2 separate regions of the Mus musculus genome follow, and region 1 is linked to region 2. The links are chromatin loops, found by intact Hi-C in ENCODE. Cell type or tissue: heart. All regions are shown on one strand. Each heading gives the region's core, and the rest is flanking DNA. Links, peaks and the distances in the headings are about the cores only.

What was found. Peaks named below come from ENCODE experiments on the same cell type or tissue, not always from the same donor. Only the 100,000 strongest peaks of a DNase experiment are listed, where the experiment ranks them.
Region 1: it touches region 2 in a loop (8-fold over the local background); 3 of 42 quality-filtered maps call a loop at or near these places.

What each region holds. Positions count from the first base shown.
Region 1 is chr12:40,081,237-40,084,152 of GRCm38, forward strand. It overlaps Scin (scinderin), which reads right to left. Exons shown (of 16, transcript NM_001146196.1): 6 at 406-538. Among named protein-coding and RNA genes, the nearest start is that of Arl4aos, 45 kb to the left of the region's middle. In heart, for the core only: a CTCF peak has its summit at 1,413 (motif pointing right); no DNase peak of the experiment used is centred there.
Region 2 is chr12:40,198,908-40,201,823 of GRCm38, forward strand. It overlaps Lsmem1 (leucine-rich single-pass membrane protein 1), which reads right to left and starts at 408. Exons shown (of 4, transcript NM_001033437.2): 1 at 300-408. In heart, for the core only: a CTCF peak has its summit at 1,269 (motif pointing left); DNase peaks (open chromatin) are centred at 684 and 1,224; H3K4me3 peaks cover 909 bases; H3K27ac peaks cover 1,016 bases.

The DNA.
Region 1 (2,916 bases), core at 209-2,708, 120 kb before region 2:
TTGACAGTATATTTGACAATGTATATTTCTGATGCTCGAATACTTCCCCCCCCCACCCCCCACCCTGAGACAGGGTTTTCTCTGTGTAGCCCTGGCTGTCCTAGCACTCACTTTGTAGACCAGGTTTGCCCCAAACTCAGAAATCCACCTGCCTCTGTCTCCCAAGTGCTGGGATTAAAGGCGTGCGCCATGACCCACCACCGCCCTGCTTCAAATGCTTTCCTTAGCTCCCTAACCCTTGCTGAATGGTTCCAAACATTCGCCTACCAGCTGCACCAGCTGAGAGACTTACAAACCATTTCTCAGGAGAGATGCTTTTCTTTAAAATCAGGATGTTTTCTTTCACCTCCTAGGAAGAGAACATCAGATCTGAAATACCTCAACCATAGAAATGGCATCTCTTACCTTTCCATACAAAAATTTGTTTTGCAGCACCATGGTCCAAAATGAAGCATTCTTCAGAAAGCAACATTCCCATGGAGAACGGGTTTTCTTCAGCCACCAGTGTTACTTTCATGGACCCACTTGCATCTGAAACCTAACAGAAAAGACTTGAACTCCATGATTTCATTTTGGGAAGAATCACTCTAAAATTGCGTTACAGTGTTAGTTACACACTCTGCAGATGTAGGGAGACTATGCTTCGAGAACATGAGCCTCACAGAGTTTATATAGCAGAGCTGATTCAAGACAGAGGCAAAGCATCCCTGGGCCCAATTGCACCCCAAGCACTTTTGTAGAAAGATCTTTAAAGGCAGAAAACTGCTAATGGAAGGTTAAACTTTGACACTGTCTGTAATACATCAGAAAATCATGGTTATAATCGTACTGTGTAAGGGCTATCACAATGCTACTGTTTACTAAATTCTTTGAGTTCTTTATTCCATAATCATTTATTTTAAAATTTAGAGCAAACTTTTCAAGCAGGTGACAATCCTACACTCCTTATATGCACACAAAAGGCTGAGTGTAAGTTTGTTTAACTTCAGTCACTGGGTCCTTATCAAACGGCAGTCAGTACCCTGGAGAAAGCGTCTGTACAGTGTAGCTAATGGCTGCAAATAGTTTTCAATCTAAGTCCAGAAATTTAGCTCTATGTTGATCGACTATCAAGGTCAATTGTTTTCCGTCACAATGGAGATGGAGCTTTTAAGGAAATTTTGAAGGTGGTCATACAAAGTTGAAGGTGATTTTTATGCACCATCTCAATGCACTGGTTTCCAAAGGTCAGCTTGTGGGTTGCCAGCGGATCAGCTGCTTATTTGTTAAATATGAAGGTTCCAGACCCAACTCCAATCAGTAGCCCAGTTTTGCATCAACAAGGGAAGTTTGCACTCTATATATTCAGAAAGTGCCCACAGTGATTTGGCTTTCCAATCTTATTGGCCCCACATTGTACACTATACTACATCTCCACTAGAGGGAGCTGTGGTTTAAGATTAATATTTCCCTATGTTAAACTATTTCTTTCATACATAATGCTGTCCGAGAGAGAAAAGAGGTTTGATTGATTGTGGGGAATAAGTGACATTTGTTAGACTGTAAAGAGTAATGAAACCACACTATTTAGTTAACAATCTCTGGGAGAATTGTGTTAAAATTATCAGTATTTAGCAGATATGATAATCACATTTTCCTTTATCACCTAAGAAGAAAAGAAGCCACGTCATCATTATAAAAAGGAAGTTAATGTTACACAAATTAATAATCTATCTTCATTCAGAGCAATGAACTTGGTTCCTGAAAGGAGCCAGGTGTGGTGGTGCATGCCTTTAATCCTGGCACTCAGGAGGCAGTCAGGAAACTCTCTAAGTTCAAAGTCACTCTGGCCTGCGTAGTGAGTGTCAGGATATCCAGGACGACATAGACCATAGAGAAACCCTGTCTCAAAAGAAGAAGAGGCGGAGGAGGAGGAGGAGGAGGAGAAGGAGGAGGAGGAGGAGGAGGAGGAGGAGGAGGAGGAGGAGGAGGAGGAGGAGGAAGAGAAGGAGGGGAAGGGGGAGGAGAAAGAGGAAAAGGAGAAGGAAGTTCCCTAAAAGCCACCAAGTACAGTTTCTTCCTGTTGAAAAGAAGAAAGTCACTAAGTTGTTCAGGTAGATACTATCTGCTCCAAATCACTTCCTTAGAAAGTTGTAAGAGAAAGAGAAAGACATTTGGAGACTCTTGCCTTCAGTTTCCTCTGCTGTGTTGTGTGACTTTTGTTGCTTTCATGAGAGTAAATTCAAAATTCTGTCGCTGGAAGAAACTTGAATAATCACCTTGAATAAAACCACTTCCTCCCGTGTCTTTCCATACCTTCTTCCCTCCCTTTCAGAAAACAACGCCTCAGAGAAATGCACCATACCCAGTCATTCACAGCAGGAGCCACTGGGCGCTAGGTCAGCCAGCACCTGACCCAAGGCTGGCTCTACCCTGTTTCCTTCAAGCTGACTGATTTGAGAGTTCACCTTCCTGGAACAAAGAAAGCCCTTTTTGCACTAAAAGGATATTCTAAGGAAGATGAAGATTTTACAATCTTACCAAGAATTTATAAGAAAAAGCCCACAAAATGTTTTATTCCACAAAGGAAACGTTTTTATCAGGTGTACTATATCAAAATATAACAAACAGTAACTTTGTTTTTGTTTTTGCTTGATTTTTGGGGGGGGGGGGTTTGGTTTGTTGTTTTGTTTTGTTTTGTTTTTGTTTTTTGGGTTTTTTGGTTTTTTTGTTTTTGTTTTTTTTTTTGTTTTTTGGTTTTTTTCAAGACAGGGTTTCTCTGTATAGCCCTGGCTGTCCTGGAACTTACTTTTTAGACCAGGCTGGCCTTGAACTCAGAAATCCACCTGCCTCTACCTCCCAAGTGCTAGGATTAAAGGCCACCACCGCCCGGCAACAGTAACTTTGTAATCATTAATGAAAAGAATGAAAAGTTAC
Region 2 (2,916 bases), core at 311-2,810:
ACATTCTCCCTGCAGGTATTGGTATCAAAGCAGAAAACCATATTGTATGCTACGAACTCAGAATTGTTTACCAATGAAGGCTGAACTCAAAGCTTAATACGATGCTTCCTTGAGTGAGCCACGGCCACGTATGAACGGCATTCCTGAGTTCATGCCTCCAAGTCAGGAGGTAATTTTAAAAATCAAGTCTACATCTTTTCTATGAGCAGTCGAAAAGCACAGAATACATGCAATCAAAACCCCAAGGACTCAAAAATCATCATTCGGTCTCAGTAAGAAATAGCATGCAAATTACTTACAAAGACGTGAGCCTCCAATGCTCGGTTTCCTAGAAAAGACAACTACTCAGGAACAACTACAGCCAAACTTTCTACCAGTTCTGTAGTTCGCTCTTAATCTTCCTGCTGCTCACAAGTGCTCCCCTGAGGCCCGTAAACCCAGCACATAATTGGTGGTCTATATTTAGTGTAAATGTAGCCAAGCGATAACAAGATTCCCTGCAGTGGCTTCCGCTCTCATGTCCGAGTTTAAGATACGAATTGGTGAAGCTTTGCTTTAAAACAACAGACCGGCAAGCCTGGATTCAGTTGGTAACTGATGTGGTTCATATGAAGCTCAAGTTGAAAGTCCTTACTCAGTGGAAGTGGCTGTATCGTCTGACAGCACATTTCCTAGCTAGCGCTTCTGCTGTGCTGTGCTCCTGTGTATAAATACCCTGCAGCAGGCAGGAGCTGCCACTGGGACATCTGGTGTGCAGAGACCTCAGTAAACAGGGAGGATAGCTGTGATAACACAACTAGCGGAGTGGCTGATGTGTTAGATTTCCATCCCTGTATCCAAAATAAGTCAGCTTTATACTAGCCCCCCCCCCCGCCCCCCGTTTCAGACCTCTGATCTAGGCTTGCAGAAATAGAAAACATGGTAACAGGTACAGCTGAAAGAAGAGGCTTGAGAGGAAAGGGCCAAAGACTTGTCTTCAACCAAGCCTCACACCTAAAGATCCACCATTCTCCAGCGGTTCCAGGCTGGTGACCATGCAAGCCTTCTACACTTTTCTTTAAGGAGACTTCAGAGATCTAAACTATAGCAGCAGGTCCGGGGACTCCTGGGCTTTCAATTAGCTTTACAAAAAGTGTCTGTGGGTGCAAAGATTGCACACTTCAGCATTCCATCCAAAATGGGCTTCAGAAGCGCACCTGCCTTTTGGAAATAGCAGCCTTGTTTCCTTTCCACAAGTGGCAGGCAGTTTCTGCCCTCTGGTGTACACAATAGGTACTACAGTGAGAGCTGGGGCCTGCAAGCTCCGGGTGCCAGATCACACACAGTTTGGATGAAAACAGACTTGCAGTTGTTTAAGATCTGCCTTCGCTCACAAGTGCCCGCTCATTCTATAGCTCTGTGTGTTCCAGCTTCTCTTACACGGTTCTTTAGGGACATTATTATACTGTCAGAGAACAGGAATCTCACATTTTTTGGTCTTCCCATAGCTTGAGAACCAAGAAGACCATGCACTTGATACCTTTATCATTAAGTGCTGTCACCTGTATTAAAACTAAGCTCAGAAAAAATGAAGATGTTCCCATCATCTAGTCATGCAGGTCAAAAACCAAAACTCTTCTAACTACCCAATCTGTCCCAAATCCCCTATCATCTCAGAAGTACTTGCTTCAGTTTTGATGGCTGTTTTCCCCTTCTTCTAACATTATAACCTCAAGTACTAGTCCTCCAGAGATGGGAAACAGCCTCCACTGCCAGGGAGGGTAAAGTGGCAGCGATGAGACAACCCCATGCATGTGTCCATCCATCAAACCTGTCTGAAGGCACCTGGCTTTACTTTGACTCGTAGACAACGACTTGACCAGAATATGACGGCTCTCTTAATACTGAAATGCTGCTTTTTGAATCAGTAGAAAACATGTCTAGGGCCTTACATTTCTTTCAAATGCCCCTCATGGTATCCAGTCAATTCCCAGCCATCATAGAGTTGAGTCTATTGTTTTGAAATTAATTCTTGTGCTACAGTAATTTGGCTGAGAATCAGTGGTTGGCTGGCTGGCACTACTTTCAACTCAATTCTTAAACATCAGGTTCTTAGCAATCGTTGCCAGCAGAAGTTACTCAATGAATTCTTAAGATTTCCATCTTTGTAATCTCAAGCATGGGTTAAGTGCTTATTTCTCATTCCTCAAACCCTAACTAAACAAAAAAAAAAAAAAAAAAAAAAAAAAAAGCATAGGAATATGCCACAAGATGGAAATAGGAATAAATACCAGAGTTCAAACAATGTGACTGTGGTGGGAAACTAAGATGCCTGGACTTGCGGGTATATGAACCAACTAATGCTGCTGAAGTAGGCTCCGAGCTGGGCTGGGACGGAAGAGTTAAGTATGGACTCAACCAAGGTAAGTCATTGTATGTGAGCCAGACAAGGTAGACCGTGACTGAAAATGTTAGAGAGACGACTCTAAGGAAGAAGACATTGCAAACATAAGGCCCAAAGTCATTTTAGCTCTAAGGAATGAAATCGAGTGTGTGAAAAACTTCCAGGTTACTCAGCCCACCAGGCATGCTATCTACCCAATTTTAAGCACAAAAGACAAAAACAAAATTATTTACATCTCAACATTTCATGAATCAGAAAAGCAAACCTCCCAAAATTGAATCGCCCAATGTTTAATTCTGAACTTGATGTTCTACACAGAAATACATAAATCAAACTTCCAGTTAAGACCTTAAACGATTGACGCTTTTTGTATTCATTCCTAAGAAACTCTGGTTAGTGTGAACTCTGACTTGAACATCAATCCAAAGGATAACTGGGATGTTTCACGAAGCCACTTGCACTCGTGGGCGAGAGAAACTAACCTGCATTGACTGATAAACAATGAACCAAATTGTATACATGTCTTTAGTTAG